Regions from separate parts of the Mus musculus genome. Here region 1 is linked to region 2. Evidence: chromatin loops called from intact Hi-C (ENCODE). Cell type or tissue: heart. All regions are shown on one strand. Links, peaks and the distances in the headings refer to the core of each region. The heading gives the core; the rest is flanking DNA. Region 1 has its middle 59 kb from the start of Marcks. Region 2 has its middle 87 kb from the start of Gm26535.

Region 1 (12,170 bases), core at 2,805-10,804, 150 kb after region 2:
CTCCCTCCCTTCCTTCCTTCCTTCCTCTATTCTTCCATCAATCTATTTTCTTTTCCCTACATTATACTTTCTTAGAGTTTTGAGGCTCATGTGTTAGAATGCTTGGCCCATAGGGTGTGGCTTTGTTGGAGGGAGTAAGTCACTGTGGGGGCAGACTTTGAGGTCTCCTATGCTCAAGCTACACCCACCGTGGTACAGTTTCCTTCTGCTGGCTGAGGATAAAGATGTAGAACTATCAGCTTCTCCAACACCAAGGTTCCAGCTACGATGATAGCAGCCTAAACGTCTGAAACTGTAAGCCAGCCCCAATTAAATGTTTTTCTTTATAAGACTTGCCAAGCCATAGTGTCTTTCTGGTCTGTGTGTTCTTCCAGCCAGCCTTGGGCTTTGGGTCCAGCTAGGCTCACATCCAGAAAGGGGTGTCCTGACATCCACTCAGGCCTTGAGGATGGTGCAGTAATGGCTTTGCCCAGGCTGCCCGAGTCTCTGTCCCTCTGGGGAGGTCAAGCAGGGCAGTCAGATTTTTAAAGTTTTGTATAGTTTTCCTTTGTGTTCACTTCCATTTTTTACTTAATAGCTGACTTGTTTGTGGCTCTTATTTTTGAATTCAAAGCTTGTGGGAAAAAAATAAAGAAATTAAATTGTTCATTGGGAGAGCAGGAAGGGTTGCCAAGGTCATAGTGTCTCTTCACAGCAATGAAACCCTAAGACAGTATATTGTGATTTTTGCTCCCAGAATGTGCAGGGACTTGTACTAATAAGATGGTGATGATGGTAGCCTCTTAGGAAAAGAAAGCTTTGTGATGGCCCTGAATCACAGCTGTGAAGTCCCTCCCTAATAACTTTATTCTTTCTGTGGGAACCACACTAAGCAATTTTTCTCTCTGAAATCCTGAAGCAAATAAGAAAGAACCAGTCAGGAAGTGCACCACAGTAGACAGAATAAATACTCTTTGAATCTGTCTGTGAAGGGCCCACTTGTGACATACAGCACTGAAAAGCAGCCACCCCGAGTTCCTCTTTGTATATGGTGTATGGTATGTAATGACTCAGCTGGAGGTGACCCAGGTAGCTTGCACCTTGAGTCTGTGAAGGCTAAAGCATTCTGAAAGTGCCTTAAAGAATATTGGCTCATGGAAGGTTGATGGGCTAATGGCAAAATGTTTCCTAAAAGTCATGGAGTTTTAAGAAACAGTAAAAAGCAAGGCTAATTTTGCAAGAGATCCTGAACCACTCAAATGGGTTTCTACATTACTAGTTTGGTTAGTAGTGTCAATTACACACCTTTAAAGAAGAATTTACATGAAAGGTCATTATGAACATATTCAGTGCTTTCCGTTATCATTTGAGAAAATCGAAGGCTTCAAGGCACAGTGCACCTCTCTTGTTTTAATATGCCAAGTTCCCCAGTGGCCTTGGCTTTCAGAGGAGCACCTCCATGCTGACCTCCTTTCAAATCCCCACATACAACTTTCTAAGGACAAGGGGTTGGTGCCCTGGAAGATCCAGCTAAAGGACTCATTAGTGAGCCATATGCCATCAGAATGTGAATATGGCAGTGCACATCTGCCTGGGAGGTTTGGGGTCACCCTCAAAAACTCTTTGCTTATCTTCAGACCTACCTCTAGGAAAGGCTATATATGCCACAGTATTTTGCTGACAGTCCCCCTTTAAGAAGTAGTTTGCTTCGGGGCAGTGGTGGTGCATGCCTTTAATCCCAGCACTTGGGAGGCAGATGCAGGAGCATTTCTAAGTTCGAGGCCAGCCTAGTCTACAGAGTGAGTTCCAGGACAGCCAGGGATACAGAGAGAAACTCTGTCTCAAAAAACTAAAAAAAAAAAAAAAAAAAAAAAAAAAAAAAAAAAAAAAAAAAAAAAAAAAAAAAGAAAGAAAAAGAAAAAGAAAAAAAATGAAAAAAAAAAGAAGTAGTTTGCTTTTCTACACTCAGCAACTGTCCTTTTAATCACCTCTATCTCCCCTACTCCCCACTTTCTCCATCATCACCATGATACTACTTTCCTCTTGTTTTTCTGACTTGGTACTTCGGTATTTCTTCTGCCTTGGCTCTACCCCTGTAGTTGCTATCTCCCAGGTCTATTCCATGAGTATAGAAAGGACTTTGCTGCTAACCTGATTGAAGTCCTGGACCTCTGAGTGCCATTGTTAATATCGGTACCTTCTCTAGTCTTCTCTCCTCCAGACTTTTTACTAAGAGCCAAACAGGAGCTTCCTCTCTAATGACACAGTTCTCCACTCACAGATTCACCTGCCACGTCTATCTAATCCTTTTGCAGATCTAAGCTACCAACTTTTTACTGCTTTCAATTATAATCTATTAATTGAGTGTATGCTTGTGTCATCTGTAGGTGTGTATGTGTGTTTGTAAGACATTTGGGTGTCATGAATAGGTGTATTGTGTCATGTGTATGTATGTGTCATATGTAGATATGTGTGTTAGAGAGACAGCGAGGGAAGGAAGGAGGGAGGGAGGGAGGGCGAGGGAGGGAGATAGAGAGATCGAAAGAGATGGTGTGTGGATGTGTGTAAGGTGCATACAGCATAGATATGAAGGGCAGAGATCACCTTCATGTGCAATCCACCTTTAAAAAAAAAAGATTTGTTTTCTTCTGCATGGACATGTGTACAGGACACGCATGCACATTTTCCACAAGTCATGCGTGGCAGACAGATGATAACCTACGAAGTCAGTTCTCTGCTTCCATCAGGTAGGTTCCAGGAAATGTCTTTACCTATGGAACTATCTTTAGCTCTCATCTTGCTTTTGAAAAAGGGTCTCTCATTTGGGACCTGGAGTTCACTGAATAGTTCTGGCTTAAGGGCCAGTGAGCTACAGAGATCCTTTTCTCTCTCCCAATCTCATGCTGGGGTCACAAGTGCATGCCACCATGCTTGGCTCTTCCATGTGTGCTGGGGATCAAACTCAGGCCCTTAGTCTCTTGCAGTTTTTCAGCTGAGCCCCTCTCCCTCCCTCCCTCCCACCCCTAGGATCACTTGTTTTTCTTAAGATAAGGTTTGGTTATCTGGCCCAAGCCAGTCTTAACCTCATGTTCTCCTTGCCTCAGCCTCCTGAGTGCTGGACTGCGGGTCTGTGCCATAATGCCTACACATCGGTTTTGTTTAACTGCACAGATTTGATGTTTATGCTTTAGCCAGTAAATTCTCCTTACTGCTCCCTAACACGGGGAACTATTTGGTCAGTTCTAAGTTCTCTTCACTCCAAACTCTCCCCTTGGCCTCTCTTCTCTACCTGTTTGTCCTTTTCCTTCCTCAGGGGTTTCTGACAACCCATTTATCTTACACAGCTTTCTTGAGGTATGGTTGCTTCAGCAATCTCCAGAGCCCTTATGTAAATCCAATCCATGTGAAAAATGTTCAAAACGACCCTGCACAACTTCAGAAAATCACAGCCACCCGCAAAATGATGTACAGGAAATAAGCTAAATTTTCAGTCCCCAAACACCACTCACTGAATCTAACTAGGAAGCCAGAATGATACTCCAGACCCTCGGCTTAAGATGCACAAAGCAGTGTAATAATAACGCACTCTACTACATATAGCTCAGGGTGAATGTATGTGTCAAAAAGCAAAAGTTTGTTTGGGGTTCATTTTAAGGCAGGCTGTCATGTAGCCCAGGCTGATCCAGGATGTACAATGTCAAGCTCTGGATTCTCTTGCCTTCACTTGCCAAATCCATATATTATGGGTATGCACTACCACATCCAGCCTGAAAACTTTACTAGCAGAGGGGCAGGAAGCTATCAAGAGTTCCACTTGGGAAAGAGCAGGAGAAATGACATAGATCAGGTTTATCACTATAGCTTGCCTCAATGACTGAAGGCCAGGGTCCAGGGCCATTTGCAAATAGCAAGCCAGCAGTTATTCAAATCGCTTCTGCTTGTAACCCGTGCAAATCCTCCCACATACAGAAATGCTATATAAATTATTGCTAACTATTTTGTTTCAGGAACAATGAAAAGGAAAGAGCATGTACATGCTTAAATCAGGCATCTATTTTTCCCTGTGTGTGTGTGTGTGTGTGTGTGTGTGTGTGTGTGTGTGTGTGTGTGTGTGAGTGTGTGTGTGTGTGTATTCAGAGCTGGTAGTACCCACAGAACCTGCAGACATGCAGGATGGAGTGCCTATGAGACCATACAGCTGAGAAGTTCTGCTACTGGCTTGTTTCTCCTGATTATAAGTCACTTGGCTCAGTATTCTCTAGGTCATTCCTCACTTCAAAAGGAGAAGCATTGTGGTGGTAGATAATGCAAGGGTTAGGGAGTGTTGGCCACAAAGAAGGCTTCATTTTCTAGCAGTCAAGGGCTTTATTGCCATCCACAGTAGGCCAAGAATAATTCATTGCTGCCTCCTTGAGCAGCTGTTCCTTAATTCTATTGTCACCACAGAGTCAATCAAAAGAGAATAAGGAAGTTTATTATTTTGATTTGTTTCTTTAAACCTGAAAAATCAGGAAATAAGCCTGCAGTCATAAAAATATATAAATTCAATCCCAGTTCCTCAGTCAGGAAAAGTACCAGGCCTTGTAAGCTAAGCAAACTTAACTGCATCACTACTTAGACATACCCCCCACCGAAGGACCTGATAGCATTGCCAGGCCAGGCCATGTAGAGCCAAACTGAGCCCAGCCATTCATGCAGCTCTGAGGGAGCAAGAGAGAAAGTGGACAGTGCCCAGTGCACAGCAAGCGACACCTCTTTGCTTATATATATAACTCTCAGTAAGATGGCTACAGATCACATTTCCGGGCAAATTTTCTACTTGAAATTAAAACATGTGTATTGGGGGCTTCTATTAAGCTTTTTTGGTTTTCACAATAAATTTCTGGTTATGTTGTCTTACCTAAGGTTCCTATTCCTCTGAAGAGACACCATGACCAAGGCAAACTCTTATAAAGAACGACATTTAATTGGAGCTGGCTTATTGGTTCTGTGTTTCAGTCCTTCCATCATCATCATGGTGGGAAGCATGGCAGCATCTACGCAGGTCTATCTTATTCTGAATGCAAACAGGAGAAGGCTGAGCATCCTCAAGCAGCTAGGAGGAGGCTCTTAAAGCCCACCTTCACAGTAACACACTGCCTCCACAAAAGCCACACCTACTCCAACAAGGCCACACCTCCTAATAGTGCCACTCCCTGAGCCAAACATATTCAAACCACCACATATGCTTTTGCCAATAATACAAGATCTTCAGGGGAGTAGATTTTCCACTCCGTTTAACACATACAGTTCCCTAGGTGCTAGCATCTAGAAGGGAGGTGACAATGTAGGAGTGAATGGGATAGCAGGCACTACCTGTGTGCTGCAGTCACCTTGTTCTGTCTGGACCTCAGCCCCACCTCCACCTTCTCAGAATCCCTGCCCAGAGGATGCCTACCTCATTAGTTGTTTGATCCCAAGATAAACAGCCTGTCTTAGTCAGGGTTTCTATTCTTACACAAACATCATGACCAAGAAGCAACTTGGGGAGGAAAGAGTTTATTCAGCTTGCACTTCCACATTGCTGTTCATAACTTAAGGAAGTCAGGACTGGAACTCAAGCAGGTCAGAAAGCAGGAGCTGATGCAGAAGCCATGGAGGGATGTTTCTTAGTGGCTTGCTCAAGATCAAAAGTAACACTTTCATTAATACAATTTTTGGAAAGAGTTGAAGCTTTGTACCCTTTTTATTATTATTATTTGTGGGTGTCTTTTTTTCTTTTTTGTTCTAAGAGTATAACCCACGTATAGGCCCTTTAGTCAATTCTCATTTTCCTTATTTACTTATTTCATTAGATATTCTTGTTTTATTATTTATGCTGTTTTTTGTTTTTGAGTAAGAGTCTCAAGTGGTCCAGGCTAGACCTTGAACTTCTGATCTTCCTGTTTTCATCTCCCAAATTCTGGGATTACAGTTATCTACCCACCACACACATCAATCCTCATATTCTAAGGTCACTTGAAAAACTTTTTTTACTGAGTGGATTTGCCATTAACCTAATACAAAATTAGATTAGTTCTTGTTTCATTTTGAATTTTTATACTCATGTCCTAAAATATTAGCAATATAGTCTATTTGTCTTCCACAGGGGCATATAAAGAAGTCATTCTTCATTTCTCTTTACAGCTGTATAATATTTCCTTGTATAGAGATATCCCAGTTAAGATTTGTCTGCTGAAAAGCATGTGAGTTCTTTCAATAGTCTTATGGAAACATCTTCTGAGATCTGCCAGCACACCTGTACAGTAATTTACATGATGGAGCACTAAATGCAAAACAGTCAATAAAATATCTTTAAGCTGCATAAGTGTGAGTAGCAGTCATGCGGAGCAATGGTCCTCGTTTCCAAGCTCAGGGAACAGAAGGAGCCTTTGGTTCCTGGCAAAAGTCAGCAATTGTCTCTTCCAGAAAACTCATTGAGTCCTCATAGCAAAGAACTTTTTGGAAGTATACCAAACATGTCCCAAAGGAAATAAATTCTTGTTAGTAGCACTCTGGATAGGCGTGGACCACTGCCACACACCAAGTGGAATCCATGTTATGTATGCATAAAAAAAAATTAGGCAAAGTCTAAACTGATCTTAAAACTCCCCTGGAAAGCGTCGTATTGGAGACTGCCACACAGTGAATGCATGCAGCTGTATTTCCTCTGACGTGAAAACCTAGCAATGTGAGTTCAGTACTGGGTGAAAAACTCCTGGATGCTCAGTACAGGTCATTTGCCACCAAGTGCAGCAAAGAAGACAATTAGTATCAACCATTCTCTTGGAGGTTGAGCCTGGTTGCTATAAGGGCATGTGATGTGTCTCCAATGAAGGCAAATGTAGGCAAAAAATATGGCACTTTACAAGAATGTTGCTCTAAATGGAGATAAAGCAATATGTAGTCCATTTTAAAAGATTTTTAAAATGTGTGTGCGTGAGTATTTGTCTGTGTTTAGGTGAGTACAGGCGTCCAGAGTCAAGAAAAAGCTGAAAGTCAGGACTTTCAGAGTTGGCATTAACAGGTGACTGTGGATCAGGGAGGAGCTCAGAGCAATGCCATGCTTTTAACCACTGAGCCATCTCTCCAGCACCCTGCATTTCCTATTTTTAAATTCAGTTTTTAATTCCTTATGCACATTATCATAAGGCTCCACTGCCACTTCTTTTATTTCCACAAGCAAGGCACATTCTTGACCAACAGCTGTGCAGCAAAGGGTTCCTCCACAAATAATCCAGTAAATTCCCATGAAGCTCCATTTAAAAAAGAGATGTCTGCCCAGGGGAGAATCTAGCTGTGTCTGGTGACTCCCCTATGACATCTAAGAGTAATCTTTGCCAAGCGATTGTTACAAAAAAAGAAACCCCGAAGTTATACTATCAAGCAGAAAACAAAACAAAGAATGTCATGGAAAATGTCAGTACAGGTCATCACTGGTCTGGGCCTTCGGTGTGGAACGTGCATGCTGAAAGCCAGCATGGAAAATCTTTGCCCTGCATCTATGCAGAGCAGGAAGCAGCTCCCAGCAGGCCTTGCTCTTCAGACTGGCCTGTGTTGAACTTGGCAGGCTGCCTACTGCTTCAGCTCCTGGACCTCAGGCTCATTGTTCCAGGGCCACGGGCAGCATTTAAGACATAATAGGCCTATGTGACTACTTAGGGTTCCCAGCACAGAAAAGGACTTAGTCCTTATCTAGTAACAGCAAGCTGAATGCACGTTAAAAGTCTTTAGAAGAAGCAGATTTTTTTTCCCCGTTTCTATTCTTATTTGTATTTTTGGCTGATGAATTCCACTTGCATTGGGGCTCTGGAAACAGAAACAGGATGAGTTAAGTCAAAAGAAAAAACAAGCATGGCCTTTTGTGGAACCCTGGGAGGTATTTAGAGCCTTGTGTCTTAAGAGACTGGATGCCTTTTTGCTTTCCTGACCCAAGCTATTTTTTTCTTTTCTAATTGCCAGCCTTGGTAGCTATCAGTACTCAATACCAACCGACAGGTCGTGTGGATATTTTTCTACACTCTAAAGCCATTTCAAACACAAGAAAGTGTGGCTTACTCATCGTTTAGTCAAAAGGGAGAAAAGACCCTTTCCACTCTCCAGACTGCCATAGGCATTGTGTAAAAGTCACATGGTTGGATGCTGATAAACCCTCAAGACAGTGTCAGACATGGTGGCACAGGGTTTGAGGCCAGCCTGGGTGGTATACAGCCGCAGACCTCTACCTGCCCTGGTGCACACTGAAGGATCCTGTTGGTGCCACAGGGGTTTCCTGGGCTGTAGACCTTAGCAGGCTCTTTGCACCCCCACTCTACCTTCTACCCCAGAGCACAGCTGGTAGTTCCCCCAGGCCAGAGGTACAGCTCAGCCTCCATGCCTTTGGTGTGGCTCTGACTCTCCCTGTAGCAAAACCCAGCGTCCTGGAGAGTCAGGCTCCAGAAGGTGTTTGTTGAATTGAAGGAGGGGTCCTAGTTACCTACCTCCACCAAACCCCACCCTCGGATGCAGCCAGCTGGCCCTCAGTGCTGGTTTCCATTCCTCTCCTCTCTTGCTTTTGTTTATTCCAGACGCCAGGACCCCACTGTGGAGTCTGAAAGCAAGGTCTGGTCACTCAAATGACTTGTCCTAGTGTTGTCTTCTTGACCTTCTTGAACTGATGTCAAGGGAGGAACTTTGTTCCTTTAGGACATTGTGCTTTAGAAACATATTTAGCAAGGCTGGAGGACAGACGGAATGGGTGCAGCTTAGGTGTCATCTTTGGGGGTGACCTTTGCTCCAGACATGATCATCAGCCTATTTTAAGTTTTTACACTAAAGTCACTCTAAAGGCAATAGGCAATAGGTTTCAAAGGCATGAACTACTCCGAGCTTGTTCTGAAATGAATGAGAAGGCAGATCTGATGTTACTGGCACGGATATTCTTTATTCCATTTGCGTACAACGCTATGCTTGAGATCCTCTTACCTCAGCACAGAGAGCCTGGATCTCTTGTTTTTTTGTTTGTTTGTTTTTCCTTCAGTTTTAAGTCCAAAGGGACTTTAGGGGTAAAGGCCTCTCTAGTGTTGGCAGGTAACACCTAGTGGTAGATAGCCTCATTAGCATTAGCTAATGCCTCAAGGCATTAGCACATTTGCTGGCCTGGAGGATGACTCCATCCCTCATAATCAGCTTTGCCCCTTGTTAATTAATGTGCCTTACCAAAAGGAGGAAGGCAAGGCAAGGAGACCCTGTGGAGGTCTGTGAAGGGGAAACAACTCCTTCCTAGCCCAGAAAGTAGGATCTAGGGTTACCACTCACCCTAACTGGAGATCTAACAAGGAAAAACTATTGTCCCTTTCTGTAGGAACTAGTCCACTCTGCCTGCCAGAGGGCCACTCCTCAGAAAAGCTGATTTACCCGAATTCCTGCTAAAACCAGAGTGTGTGTGTGCGTGTGTGTGTGTGTGTGTGTGTATGTGTGTGTGTGTGTGTGTGTGTGTGTGTGTGTGTGTGTGTGTGTGTGTGTGCCGGTGGAGTGAATTATCCCCGTAATGAGATAATGTATTTTACCTTCAGAAGCCCCTCCCTGATTCAGTTGCTTGCAAATCCTGAGTGCTAAGCCTGCCTGCTTGCCAGGGTCCTAACTCAGAAGGAGTACCTTTTCCTTTCCCTTCCTTTTTACTCCTTCTTTGGATACTGACCCAAATCCCAGGGGCTGTACTCTCCCACAGTTTTCGCTGAGGACCCTAAGCCCTTTGCACATCTGTTTGATGGCTTCTGCTTATTTGTACTCCCTTCCTCTTACCTATTTCCCTCCTTCGCACAGCTGCTGGGATCTACGCCTTGACTGTCCTCTTATTTTTCTCTCAAACTCTAGTAAAATGGTTCTAAAGCTTCCTTCTAAGTCCACTTTTAAGTTGTATTGTTAATGGAATTAGGAGCTGACAAAAGGGACTCCCAAATGCTTGATAACACTTCTGCCTGATAAAAGCCACCCAAGAAACTCAATGCCTTATTCCAGAAGTAAACTAGAAATTCACAGCCCCATTCCATATTAGTTCTGATTAATGGTACTAAATAAATGACAGAGTATAGTTACTATCCCTGGGCCCTCCCCATTCCGTGACTGTCTCAGGGAATGACCCGTTCCTATCTCTCCTCATTTGTAGACTTCCCTTAATAGGCTGTGTCCAGGGTGCTTGGTCTCTTGTTCAGGGTATCTGTGTACTCTCAAGCATTCTCAAGCCTGCCTCCATTGATTAGCTCAGACTTCCTCATAGTGTGGAGGCTTCAAGACCTTAGATTGCATAGAAACTGAAAAATTTAGGACTCAGTATTCTAGTAAGCAAGGTAGACAATGTTTTTCACATCTTGTCTTAGAATTTACCTAATATTAATTATGTTATACTTTATTGGACAAGTGTGTGTAAGTGTGTGTGTGTGTGTGTGTGTGTGTGTGTGTGTGTGTGTGTGTGTGAAAGAGAGTAAGAGAGAGAGAGAGAGAGAGGCAGAGAGAGAGAGAGACAACGAGAATGTGGGCCCTTCCTCTTCTCCAGTACATCTAGGCTGCTACATATTGGAAGTTGAAGATGTGTGGTTTCTAAGGCTAAGGCTCAGTGTTCGTGACACATACATCTGGGCTTTGGAAATGTTTAACCTGAGACCATGTTAGATGAACAGGCAGGCAGAAGCTAGCTTCATAGTTGGACCGCTGCACAGAGTAAAATATATGGCCAACTGTGATGGTTTATATATTCTTGGACCAGGGAGTGGCACCATTTGGAGGTGAGGCCTTGTTGAAATAAGTGTGACCTGGTTGAAGTAGGTGTGCCACTGTGGGTGTGGGCATAAGATCCTCACCCTAGTTGCCTAGAAGTCAGTCTTCCACTAGCAGCCTTTGGATGAAAAAACTCTCAGCTCTGCCTGCGCCATGCCTGCCTGGATACTGCCATGCCTTGATGATAATGGACTGAACCTCTGAAACTATAAGCCAGCCCCAAGCAAATGTTGTTTTTTATAAGACTTGCCTTGGTCATGGTTTCTGTTCACAACAGTAAAACCCTAACTAAGACACCAACCAACAGAAGTCTCTACCATACTTGCTCTGAGCAGAGTAGTTGAACATCTCTGACACTGTCTGGCAGAGCACTCAAACATCTCGAGCCACCAGGCACTGTGACTGTATTTCAGAGTCCAGGTGAGAACCACTTGATCCAGTTAAGCCCTGGGACCACAAGAGATGATGATAAGTTATTACTTATACCTTTAAATTCTGCTTGGCTTGTTGGTGCAGTTCAAACTGCAGTCTCTTCAGCTGTCCCATTCCCCAGTATGGCTCTGTCCTCTGAATCCCCTGGCCTTTAGCATCAGTAACCTACTTCAAAGAGGTTTTCGTCGATGGTTGTTGAGCACGGACTCTTACATTTGGGAGGATGTTCTTAGACATGATATAAGACATGACCACAGTCATCTAGAAAAGAAATCAGTGTAGAGACAGTGGGAGAAAGAGTATGAAAAGACGGAGAGAGTTATTCTGCCTGAAGTGCATTGTCCAGAAGATGGAGAGGTCTTCAACTGGATCTTATGCCAAGTGGCTGTTTAATAATTTGTTTTGTGGAAACAGAGATCTCCTAAACTTTCTTGAGAAAAAAATTAATATGGACAAGACTCTGTTTCCTGAAAATTCGTCTGGAGGCTAGAGGTGCAGTTCAGTTACAGAATGTGCTTGGCGTATGTGAGGAACTAGGATTGGTCCCCAGCACACATGAACACACATTTGAATGTGAAGCTCAGTGAGTTGTGTTTAAGTGACAGATAGAGGTTATCAACATGGATAGAGGCCGTAAAGAAGAAATGATCATGGCTGTCCTGGCGAAAAGCAGTAGATCCTAGAACCCAGCTATTGCAATGGGAAATGGATGAAAAGGAGTCAACTTAAGACATGCCCAGGAGTTGATATGACTCAGAAACACTGGCATTCCATATTTGTATGCATGTCAGATCTTATTGCAAAACCCCAACCCTTGATCATGTGTAAACAAAATAAATAATTCCATAGAATGTTTTTAAAAAGACCCACACATTTGGAAAAAATTTTTTAAATTGAATCTATAATTTGGGGTACATAGGCTCAGCAATTTTTTTTGGAGCATTTATAATCATTTCTAGGATTTGTTTTGGCTTTATTTTCTTGAG
Region 2 (12,170 bases), core at 2,076-10,075:
AAAGGTCTTTTTTTTTTTAACTTACAGTTCCACATTACTGTTCATCACCAAAGGAAGGCAGGACTGGAACTCAAGCAGGTCAGGAAGCAGGAACTGATGCAGAGGCCATGGAGGGATGTTACTTACTGGCTTGCTTTCCCTGGCTTGCTCAGCTTGCTTTCATATAGACCCTAGGACCACCAGCCCAGGGATGGCGCCGCCCACAATGGGCCCTTCCCTCTTGATCACTAATTGAGAAAATGCCTTATAGCTGGATCTCATGGAGGCATTTCCTCCACTGAGGCTCCTTTCTCTGTGATAACTCCAGCTTGTGTCAAGTTGACACACAAAACCAGCCAGTACAGTCATATTACTTAAGTCACAAAACAATTTAAAAATGAAGGCTTAAAAATAATGTTTTTTGGTTTTTTGTTTTGGTTTAGTTTGGTTTTTTTTTGTTTGGTTGGTTGGTTTGGTTGGCTGGTTGGTTTTTTGTTTTGGTTTTTTGGTTTTTGGTTTTTGGTTTTTGGGGTTTATTTTTGTTTTTGTTTTTGTTTTTGTTTTTTCATTATAGACTTAACACTCTCCATTAAACTCCCACAGGAACCAAAATGTACAGATGTTCAGTTAGGCACCTTATAGGAAGGGGCCTGGTGCACTCAAGTCACTTCCTCCCATGTACTTTGAATCACCTCAAACTATTTTAACCCACACATGATTGAATCAAAGGATACAAAGCAGCAGGTCCCACCATCAGCACAATGCTCCCTGTGAGGAATATGTACTTTACCCTTTCCTTCCACCTGCTGGAGCCCTTCTAGGAGACACTCTTCCAGGGTGAAAATGGCCAATAATGGGGGTGGGGAGGGAGGTGATTTCTAGATTGTGTTAAAATCTGCAAAAATTAAAACACCCATAACATAAAACTGCCCTTCAATAAATGAAACAAACAGGAGGTTCTCAAAAGTAGGAGCACAGATGGTCAACAAATGTGTGTGTGTATGTTCATGTCCAACTATATATATATATATATAAATTCATGTTCAACTCCTTTAGCCACTGGGGAAGATTCAAATGTAAAATGAGCTAAGAGTCCATTTCACCCCAATAATAACTGTGAGTAAGAAAACATGACAACAGGGTTCCATTTTTGGCAAGGGTATGGGGAAGAGGATTCCTTACCCACCGCTAGCAGGACTATAACTGCTACAAATATCAGTAGAAAGTTTCCCCAAAAAATGAAAAATAGACCCATATATAGCACTCCCAGGCACTTATCCAAAGGACTTTAGCCTACAACAGACACGCTTGTGTATCCGTGTTAATTACTTCATAGTTCTCAACAGCAAGTATATGGAACTAGCCTAGATGTCCATCAACAAACAACTGGAAAGTGAAAAGACAAATATGCACAATGGAATTCTACTCAACTATAAAGAAAAATGAAAACTGCAGGAAATGGACAGATCTGTAAGGTATCATATTGAGTGAGGGGACCCTAACACCGAAACATAAAACTCACGTGTTCAGTCTCATATGTGGATCTTAGCTTGATGTTCACATGCTTGTATATAATGTGAGTATAAACCGAGAAACTGGTTAGGAGGGACCCTGAGCAAAAGGTGCTGAGAAAGGAAGAGGGCCAGAAGTCAGGTGACAGGAAAGTAGGAAGGAAGACACTGTGGGTGGAAAGACACAAAAGAGCACTGGCTGGGGGAGAAGCAGCAGCCAGAAAAAGAAACAAATAAAACAAATTGCATTGAAAAACTTGCCATAAAGAAACCTAATTCTTTGTCTGCTGATCCATTTTATCAAGAGTGTATAAATCTAATATTCGTACTGAAGAGGAAAAAAGAAAGGAAATATGCTGATCTGATCAAAATATGCTGATCTAACTGGAACCCCAAGTTGTTTTGGCCTTTGGTGAACTCAAGCCATACTCACCTCTTAAAACTGTCACGGTGAGTCTTCTGTGCATATTTGAGAACTGTTTGTATCCTTCTCCTACCTCAGCAGAGACTTAAGAAACACATCTCAGGCCTTGGCCCTTTCTCCCCATGGACCATGAAGCTGCTTCCTGTTATATTAGCAGAGATAAATCTCATAACCAAAAAAAGGATCTGAAGAGTATCTCATCTGAAGGGGCCTAAACATAAAGTCACTCTGTCTATGCCAAGAAACGATACAGATGTGTGTAAGTGCTGCAGTCTTCCAAATACCTTTACTACAGAATTAAAGCCAAGCCACTGTCCTTTTGGCTTGAAGTTCAGGGAAATTGGCTCAACTCTCCAACTTGCTCTAGAGTGTAGCCACAGCCCACAGCAAAAGCTGTACATGTATGCAACCCTTTGCAGAGCTAAGAGAGCCCCAATTTGTAATTCTACTTTGTTGGAGGAGTGTTGACACAAACCCCTTGGGTGTTTCACTGGGGTGTTACTGCTAAACATCAGATCGGAGCCAGAACTCAGAAACAGAATCTTAATTCTTTCTTAACATCCCCCTTCAAAACTGCTTATATATATTAACAGCTCCTGGCATTTTTGGGACAATGCTCTCTTCCTATTTCCTTGTGGCAAGCAGCAGGGTCTTTGATTTTTGACCTTTAGGTATCAAAACATGCATCAGAGCCATGGTTTTGAGGTTATTTTCTCCTTTGATTTAGGGAAGTGGCCAGAATGTGTGGAGGGATCACAAAGTTCACACTTCCTCTTATAAACAAAAGGAAAGGGCAGCTCACTCAAATTCTCACTGACTTCAGGGACTGATTTCTCTCAAAGAGGCAGCAAGAAAGAGAAGAAAATCCCGGAAACACATGATTTTAAGTTACCCTCCAAACAATAACTCAAAGTGTGCGTTGCAACACTAATTTTCAGTTTCAGAACTATCCTTCTAGGTCTGCAGATGTGAGATGGAATCCTAATTCTAAAAACCAGCTAATTAACAAGACTTCAAAAAAACTTGCTTCGCATCCTAAATCTTGTTTTGAATTCTGCGAAATGATCTCATAGAATTCTTGAGCAGAGTCAGATAGATAATATGCTCAGAGCATGTGACCATGCGAGTCTACCATTGTTAGCACTCTAGCTACATCCTCTGAAGATGAAGGCTAGCCACACTGCTCAAACCCTTCTCTGACCACATCATACTGAGGTTATTATGAATTATAAAGAGAAGTTTTGGAGATTTCCCTGGAAAACATAGTAAGGTGAGAGGAACTAATTTGCAAACACAATAGGGCCAGGGAAGTGGCTCAATACTAAGGCCTTGTCTAACATGTCTGAGACAGTTTGGTTCCCTGCACAGTAGTACCAACTGGTAAAAATAGCATAGATGAAAACTGGATAAGCAGGTTTCCATAAAGCAGCACTCCCTTAGAGAACTAACTCATAAACAGAAAGCAAAGCCAATGACCACTAACCAAAGCGGACAGTAAGCCCATGCTAAGGAGCAAAGCCCTCCCATCCCTCATCTAATCCTACCAACTGCCACAGCAAAACATAACTGTGTACATATTTCAGCAACATTAGGGGCAAGCATGGCTATGACCAGCTTACTGAAGCATTGGTCACCTCTTCCAAGAGTCACCTACGCTAACCTGCACTCAAGGTTATTGACTGGATGCAATATGGGACATCCAAGCCAGCAACAGCCCCACTCCCTCTACCTCCTAGCTTCCTCCTCTAGGGGTTCACATTCCAAGCTGACTAAACACCCCAGGAATCCCCCAGGCTCCCTGCTTGAAGAATCCTTTGACTGAAAGAAAACACTCTGGTGAAGAATGAGGAGAGGATATTTTAACTCCCAAGCAAATCTAAAAGAGTAGATGTGTCTCTGCTCTCCCAGATGAAAGAAAAGTGAACTTGTGAATCACTGAAAATAGAAGGCATTCAGACAAGAGGGGCCTTGTCTCAGAGTAATAGCCTCACTCAGAGATTAAAATAGGTCTGACCTTTGTCTCTGGGATTGGGATGTCTCAGTCATACTTAGCTGCCCCAGCAGAGGACCTCTGAAAACCTCCATCTGCTTGTTGCGAAACCGCATTTCTGGGTCACAGGGTGGTCTCTGTACAGAAGAGTCACTGAAGCAAGCCTACCCTTAGTTGAGGCTTCCATGCCAAGAAAATGGAGTGCAGTGAAATTCTAATTGTCTTCCCCCCCACTTCCTCCCTCTCCCCACCCCTCCATTCAAATGAAATCAGGAAAATTCACATTCTCCAAGTCACACTGAAGTTACTAGTTTCTCAGCCCTGACAGGCACCCCACAATAGGGGGTTTCTCTGCTTAGAGCGGTCATGGGAGTACAAGCCTTTCCTGTTGCTTGGAACCTCCAGGGCTTGGCTTTGTGGAATAGGATCAGCAGAAGAGAAGCAAACTATTTACAGCCAGAAGGCCCTGGATCTAGGAGCCTGGAAGCCTGTTTTCTGCTTTGACCTGACCAGTGAGTCACTGTCCCAAAGCCAAATGATTTCCGGTGCTTCGGTTTCACCTTCTATAAAGTAGAGATAATCATACCCGTTCCTCCCCACGTCCTAGTGCAGCGTAAAAAGATATCATTAAATGTGTGGGCCCTAGGGAGAGGAGGCTGAAATCAAAGCATGCTTACTGCTTTTCCTATTGCCAAATAACCTCCTTAATAATCATAGCTTTCTCTCCTAATAACCCATGCTACTACTGGCCTGGTAACCTAAATGTCAGAAGATCCATATCACACTGAAGGCCTGCTTGGTGTTAATTCACATAGCAAGGGATTGTTCTCAGAGTCAGCAACTCAGTTTTGTGGGTAGCCATTTACAGGAGTAGCTTCGACCAGGAGGAAGCAGGACCCTGAAGAGTACAGGGTCCAGTGGGCACAGTAGAGCACACTGCTGACCGGGTTAGGTAACAGTGGCATCACCTCTCCTGGCTTGTCTGCCAGGCTCTCCGGGCTCTCTCTGTCTTGAAAAGAACAAGGTGACGTTGTCCAACCACATGTACTCCTTGAACCATTCAACATCAACAAGTGTTATTTCAAACCTTGCCTGGGGGAGTGGGGGATGGGGTGGTGTGGGGTCATGTGGTCCACAACATTAAATTCTAATTTCGATAAATGTACCTGCTGTTCTTTTGTATTAAGTGATGACATGAAGCTATGAAACCTGAGGCTCTATTTTTGGCTTTATGTATTTTTTTTTTTTGTGGGAAAAACTACCCCTTAAAACTTTTCATGATGATGTGTGTATGTGTGTGAGTATGTGTGTGTGTGTGTATGAGAGAGATAGAGAATGTGTATGTGTAAGTGTGTGCACATGTATAGACTAATAGAACAATTTTCAGGAATTAATTCTCTCCTTTCATGTGGCTCCTGGGCCTTGAGTTTACATCATCAGGTTTGGCAGGAAGAACCTTTACCCAGTGAGCTATCACAAAGGCATCTTAGCCATTTTAAAATTAGTTTTAATTGGAAAATACGCACAACACAAAATTTGGTGTGAACTATTCCATTGCTATTCTTCCATCCTTAAATTCCATTTCAACTATTTTCATCTTCTCTACTTAAACAACTGTGTCTTGAGACAGTCTCCCTATTTAGCCAGGTTGGTCTCAAGCTCAAGATGCCCAGCCCTAGGCCTTTTATGTGAGGATCCGGATCCATTGAACAACTCCTCCAGCCCCTAGCAAGCACCACTCCACTCTGCCTTCATGCATTTGACTGCTTTAGGATCCACATGTAAGGAGATCTTTCTCTGACCAGCTGATCTCATTTAGTATCATGACTATAACTTTCCATCACCATCCCAGCAGATATCAGGACTCCCTGCATTAAGACTACTATCTCTTTGGAAGTGTGAATCACAGACTTTAAAGGCATGATCTCTAAAGCCTTTAATTCCAGAACATTCCCATGTTGAGCCTGAGAAGAAGTCTGCTGTGAGTTCAAGGATGGCATAGTTTTAATTTCCATTTTCCAGTTCATTGGGAGCATGTACTCAAGTCAGAGGTGGGACTGGTAATCACTCTGCCTCTGCCTTTCCAGGGCTAGAATTAAAGGCACGTCTCACCGTGCCCTACCATGTCCACCTCCTTTTTAGCCTTTGAAGAACCACCACACCACTGTTGATAGGCAATCCCTTGACAGTGAACAAAATCTTGCTTTTTCCACATCCTCTCCAACACTTGGAATCTTCTGGCTCTGTTTATGGTTTTGATAGTAGCCATCTTAATGTGCTGTAATTCCATTTTGACTGACGTGCAGGGAATGTGAGATAAGATTTAAACAATGTAGCCGACTTTCTTGTACTTTTGTGAGACTTTTCATGAACAAGTTGTTAAACATTTAAACAAAATAACTAAAAGACATCGTAAAGAATTGGATTTTTTTTTAGTTACCCTTGCTCTGCTGTCTGGAGAGGAAGTTTAAAAAAACAAAAGGACTTGCAAAGGACGGTAGGGGTTTTCCCTGTTGGTTCCAAGTCAGCAGAATAAAATGAGCCCAAGAGGCTGTAATGTGTTGCGCTGTATTCTCCTGCGTGTGTTTAGTGCAAATGTTCTAGATGTCTCTAAGGTGCTTTTGTGTGTTTCACAGTTTGCATATCTTCACTACGCAACTGCCTGGCCAGAGCAGATAAGCCCCAGAAGGAAGAGTGGAAGGGGTGGTGGTGGGATGGGGGCAGGGTGTCTTCCCAGGAACTGGGTAACAGAATAGGGAATCGAAGCGCTGCTAACCCTGGACAAAGGCAGAAAGAACAAGAATGAAGAGGAAGTCAGGCTGCGCTCCCCCCTCCCCTCCTCCCCCTCGCCCCTCCCCCGCCCAGGCCCGCCACCAGCTGATTTCAGCGTCAGCTGTTTGGTTTGAAGCCTACTTCCCCTTCTAAACTGCTGATGCCCTTGCTCTACAGCAGGGAAGAGCCAACCCTGCCATGCTAATCTCTGACTGCCCACAACCCCCCTCCTCAGTTCTCCCTCCCCCATCCTCCCCCAGTCATACCTAGGCATTTAAAAACTACAGATTACTGAATATGTACTAATTATGAATGTCAAACAAGATGAAATAACTTCAGTCTTAAATACATTTTTATTACGAAAGTGTATTCAGAGCAAAGTTGCTCTCTTCCACATGCTGTAACAGGGATTCAGCAATTTAAAACTGTTTGCTTAGCACAGGGCCTTCATTGACTGTAGAAAATTCTTAAAATTTTAAATAATTTTGAAACTATAATAAACTAATATGTACAATAAGCTCAAAGTCACTCCATTTTTTTTAATTATTTTTATTTTTGACATGCTCTGACAGGTCTAAACTATGCCATCCAAGCTAGGTATGCTGGTCCATACTTGTAACCACAGTGCTTGGGGTGTAAACAAAGTGAGTTTCTGTCTCAAATACGCAAACAAACAAAAACAGCAAAACAAAGAAAATCATCTTTGGTGTGTGGTCGCCCTTATTAGTTTCCTTCTAAGTTGTGAAGACTTTGATAGCTGCCAAGCCTTCACTTTGCCCCAGGCGTGGAGCACTCTGTAGAGCTGAGCGGGAGCCTGGGTTGGGTCAGACTGGTTCGATCTGGGTACATGGGGGAAATGACTGGCTAGAATGCGGCCTAGACTAACTCACTGCAGAACAAAGTCTAGACCACCCAAGACACACTGACCTCTTCTGTCACCCATTCTTCTTCAGCAAGTGGTCCTCAGAAGGAACCCCCAAAGGGAGGGAGCCTGGTATTTTTTATAACTACTTAGAAAGATATTTAGGAAACTTTGCTAATCTAGTTTTGTGACTAAGTCTAAGAAATGTCCACAATCTGGTAAGAAGGGCTGGTACGATGATGATTCAGTGGTAAAGATAAAGGGGCTTGTTTTGCAAGGCTGACTACCTTGGGTTCAATCCCGTGTAAAGATGAATGGGGAAAAAAAAAAAAAAAAAAAAACTCCACAAAGCTGTAGTCTGACACACACACACACACACACACACTAAATAAATAAACAATTTAATTTTAAAAAATTAAAAAGACATGTCCACAATCATAGTGTGTCTTTTTGCCACTTCCACAAACATGCAATTAATAAAATAATGTATGCCTACCAAGTGCAGATGGAGCCAGCTTCTCCAATTGTTTTTGAGAATTGTGCCAAGTGGTCTCTTCTGATTCTTGTCTATACACAATCCAGACCAGACGTGAATTCTCAGTCTTACTGCTCAGCATCCTGAGGGCCAGGATTTTAGGTGAGTGAAATCACTATCTGGCTTTAGTAGCCTTTGAGCTGTTTTAGACAGTTACCTTGTGCTTCCTAACAGGAAAAGGTGGGAGAGGTAATAAGCCTAAGGCTAAAGAGTAAGTAGGACCAGAAGGTTACAGAGTACAGGAAGTCTTCACACACACTCACACATATGACACACACAGCTCTATACCCAGAGTAAAGCCACTTGTTTTCTGAGCTAATCTCAGGGGGGTGGTAATAAAGAGAGTATTTTGTAAAGGAGATTGCCTGTCTTAAGAAAGGAGGGAGAAAGATGAGCAAATGAAAATTTTCCATTTGTAATTTTATTATTTTACTTTGAATGGCCTCTTCACGTATATCTGACAATTTACTAAGCCTAATGGCACATATTATCAATCCTAATATTTGAATATTTGAAGGTCTCTAGAGGCAAAGCAGCAAAGCAGGCTACCCTCTGTGAGTTCAAGGCCAGCCTGAGCTATATGTTGAGGCCCTATGTCAAATTTATGTATGTGTGTGTGTGTGTGTGTGTGTGTGTGTGTGTGTGTGTATGTGTGTGTATGTGTGTGTATGGCTCTGTATGTGTGTTTATGGCTATGTGTGTGTATGTTTGTATGTGTGTATGTATGTATATATATGGCTTTGTGTGTGTGTGTCTGTGTGTGTGTGTGTGTGTGTTTATGGCTATGTATGTGTGTATGAGTATGTCTGCATTGAACACTGGCATATGTGTGTCCAAAGTACACATGTGGAGATTAGAGAACAATTTTGAGGGTTTATTCTCTCCTTCCATCCTGGATTCCAGTGACAAACTTAGTTCCTCTGACAAGTGCATTGTCTAGCCAGCACTTGTACACACTGAGCCACATTTGTGGCCTCATTTCTTAATTGTTTTTGTTGTTTGATTGTTTGTTTGTTTGTTTGTTTGTTTTTGAGACAGGGTCTCACTAAATTTCCCAGGTAGCTCCTTGAACTCATCTTGTAATACAAGTTATCCTCAAACTTTCCATCCTCCTGCTTTAGACTCCCAAACTGCTGGGATTACAGGCCTACATCACCATGCCAGGTGAAGGAAATATTCCTTAAGGTAAATCAGACATGAATTCATGATAAGTAAGTCCCACTTTTGTATGACTATTTGATATTTATTCAGTACGTGTGGATTATTTTTATAACATTCAAATGTAATATATATATAAATATATACTATACACACATATATATTTGAAAATTAGAAAACTTTAGTAATGCCAGAAATCAACCATAGAATATTCCAGGACTCACAGTATGCCTCACATTTCAAAATGTGTCTTTCCCTTTTTAAACAAATGCTAAGCAAAGTTCCCTGTATCTCAAAAGCCAGTGGACTGACTTTCAGAGTGTCGACTCCAAATGTGCATCATTTCTCCTCTTCATGTTGAACTAGATGTTGTTCCCGGGATTCAAATGGTAGCCTACATCACATTTATGTCTCTTAAGGTTCCTGTCCTAGTGGAGCAGAGCAAGTCAAATCACTCAGCAGCATCAATAGCTTGCTGCTTTGAATTTCTAAGTATTTGCGAGAAACTGAGAGATGAAAGAAAGAAATAGGAAGGAAACCTGTTTGTAATTTTTGAAAAACTTATAAGCAAGGTGGGAGGGGTGGTGGTGTGCTGGGGACACGGATATATATATAGGATACAGACAATTCTACTTCCTTGGTGAGTGGGGGGTGACTGGAATGGGTTTTGCTTTTGTTTCTCAAAGTATTTGGAAGTTGAGCACTGTTCTTCTAAGCACTGTTTTAAGGTCTCTCATTTTAGGCAAATTGCCACATTGGGGATGGAAAAAATGGCTCAGCAATTAATAAAAGTTCTTGGTGTATACTGACAATGACCAGAATTTGGATTCTAACAACCATATACAATCCAGGCAGTGGGCAAATGCCTGTGTCCTCTGCCTTGACAAGACTGGAGACAAAAGGCCCAGGTTTGGGAAGAGACCAACATACACACAGAGACAAACATAAATAAATCATCTTTTAACTTAATTTTAAGTTGTAGCATTAGTAGTTGTTTTTAAAAATTAGATGTGGCAGTCTAGGGAATTTTCTGAACTGGGTCCTGAACATTGAGAAAAGACACCCCATGCCCCCCCACCCCCGTTCTCTCTTCCAAAATCAGGGGACCTGCAGGATCAGCCAAGGTGATGGCTGACACATTCTCTGAAGTCTTCATGGATGATTCCAGTAAGCAGATTTCCAGGGTCATTTAAACCTCTTTTTCCTGGGTAACAGGAAACCTCAGAGGTGAGTGAAGTTTGGACTCAGTCCTGAGCCAATTTTCTTCCATTTTAGACTCAACCTAGAGAACACCAGAGACATTCAACAGAGCCACTCTGAAAAGCTCTGCAGCAGGGCAGAGCTGCTGAGGCACCGGGGAAGCATGGCAAATGGGGTCTACCAGCACCCAAAGGCAATTTCCCGATGATACTCAAAGCTGAGCAGGTAGTAGGTTCCAGGAGCCCATACCCTTTGAGACAGTGGGCAGTTGTTTCTTAACTCTCTTTTGGGAAATGCAGCCAGTGACTCAGCACTCAGAAACTAGCCACTGTCAAGTCATAAGGGATTTTCCTTGTGCAAGGTGACTTTCCCAGGCCCTGATGTCACTCACTAACGGCCTTGCTCTGACAAGAAAGGAAGTTCAATGAACAAGTCTTTACCAGCCTTCTAAAGGCTGTGGGAAGTTTTCAATTTGCCTTTAACAAAGCAGGACTATTCTGAAAATAAAATAGGGAGCCAAAAAAATTGTGCTGCCATGGCAGGTGTAATGAAGACCATTCTAGACAAATCAAGTCATTGGGTCATCTCATCCCGTCTATATCGCTTGAAGCCTTGCCTTCCAAGAATAAACATGCATTTTCCAGTTTCCTGACACTGTGATGAATGCTAGAGACCCCAAATTCACTGTCCTTATCTCAAAAGCCTGAGACTAACAAGGGACACAAATACACAAACTGTGGTTTATGAAGTACTTATAGATATCAACACCATCCCAGGGGCGAGCCTACCATAGGCTGAGGAAGGAAAGAAACTTCCCAACGGAGGCACCAATCTGTCAGAATCTTTCTGAGACAGTGAGCAAGGTAAGAATTTCAGATTGAAAAACCAGCAAGTAGTGTCCATGAAAAACACAAGTAACTAACATGTAGTGGCTACTTTCTGCCTATTGGCTACTTTATATATAATGTCACCTTTAACTTCTAGTGCTTCTTGACTGGCCTGGTGCTAGAGAAGTAGCAGACAGCTACATTTTGATCTGAAAGCAGAGAGAGACACTGGGCCTGGAGTGGCTTTTGAAACCTCAAAGCCCATCTTCAGTGACACATTTCATCCCACCAGGCCACACCCCCTAATCCTTATCATCCTTTTAATTAGTACAACTCCCTGGAGATAAGCATATAAATATCTGAGACTATTGAAGCCATTTTTAGTCAAACCACTGAAAATGACACACAAATGATTAGGAAATGGCTCCAGGGATGCTCTGATGCTCTGTAGTGAACATACAGAATCAGGCCTGTCTATGAGCCACTCCTTGGCCTGGCCTGCCCTTCTCTTACCTGTGGTGCCTGCCTGTCTGTCTGTCTGTCTTTCTTTCCTTCTTTTTTCCTTCCTTTCTTTCTTTTCCCCTTATTTTCCCTGAACAGCTTCAGGTAAAGAAGGAATGAAGTATGATAGATGTGTTATAAGTAGAAATATAATTAATATAGTTAATTATATTGATGTAATTAATATAAGTTATAATATCAATATAATTAATATAAGTATAAATATAACGAAACATAATTCTGTTTTCTATAATGTAAGTCAAGAGCCTCACTGCCAAGAAAAATTAAAGAGGAACAGAGACTGGGTAACCTCTTGCCCAGCACTCAGGACACAGAGGCAAAACACAGATTAAATATTGAGACCATGTCTCAAAAGAGAGAGAAGCTGGGTATGGTGACATGTCCTGTAAT

The links. Hi-C counts contacts between places; a loop is a spot of excess contacts. Peaks named below come from ENCODE experiments on the same cell type or tissue, not always from the same donor. Only the 100,000 strongest peaks of a DNase experiment are listed, where the experiment ranks them.
Region 1: a loop joins it to region 2, with 1.8 times the contacts of the local background. A loop is called at or near these places in 3 of 42 quality-filtered maps.

What each region holds. Positions count from the first base shown.
Region 1 is chr10:37,074,039-37,086,208 of GRCm38, reverse strand. No RefSeq gene overlaps it. Among named protein-coding and RNA genes, the nearest start is that of Marcks, 59 kb to the left of the region's middle. In heart, for the core only: no CTCF peak of the experiment used is centred there; DNase peaks (open chromatin) are centred at 6,418, 7,548 and 8,268; H3K27ac peaks cover 2,213 bases.
Region 2 is chr10:37,226,688-37,238,857 of GRCm38, reverse strand. No RefSeq gene overlaps it. Among named protein-coding and RNA genes, the nearest start is that of Gm26535, 87 kb to the left of the region's middle. In heart, for the core only: no CTCF peak of the experiment used is centred there; DNase peaks (open chromatin) are centred at 2,477 and 6,777; H3K4me3 peaks cover 670 bases; H3K27ac peaks cover 4,177 bases.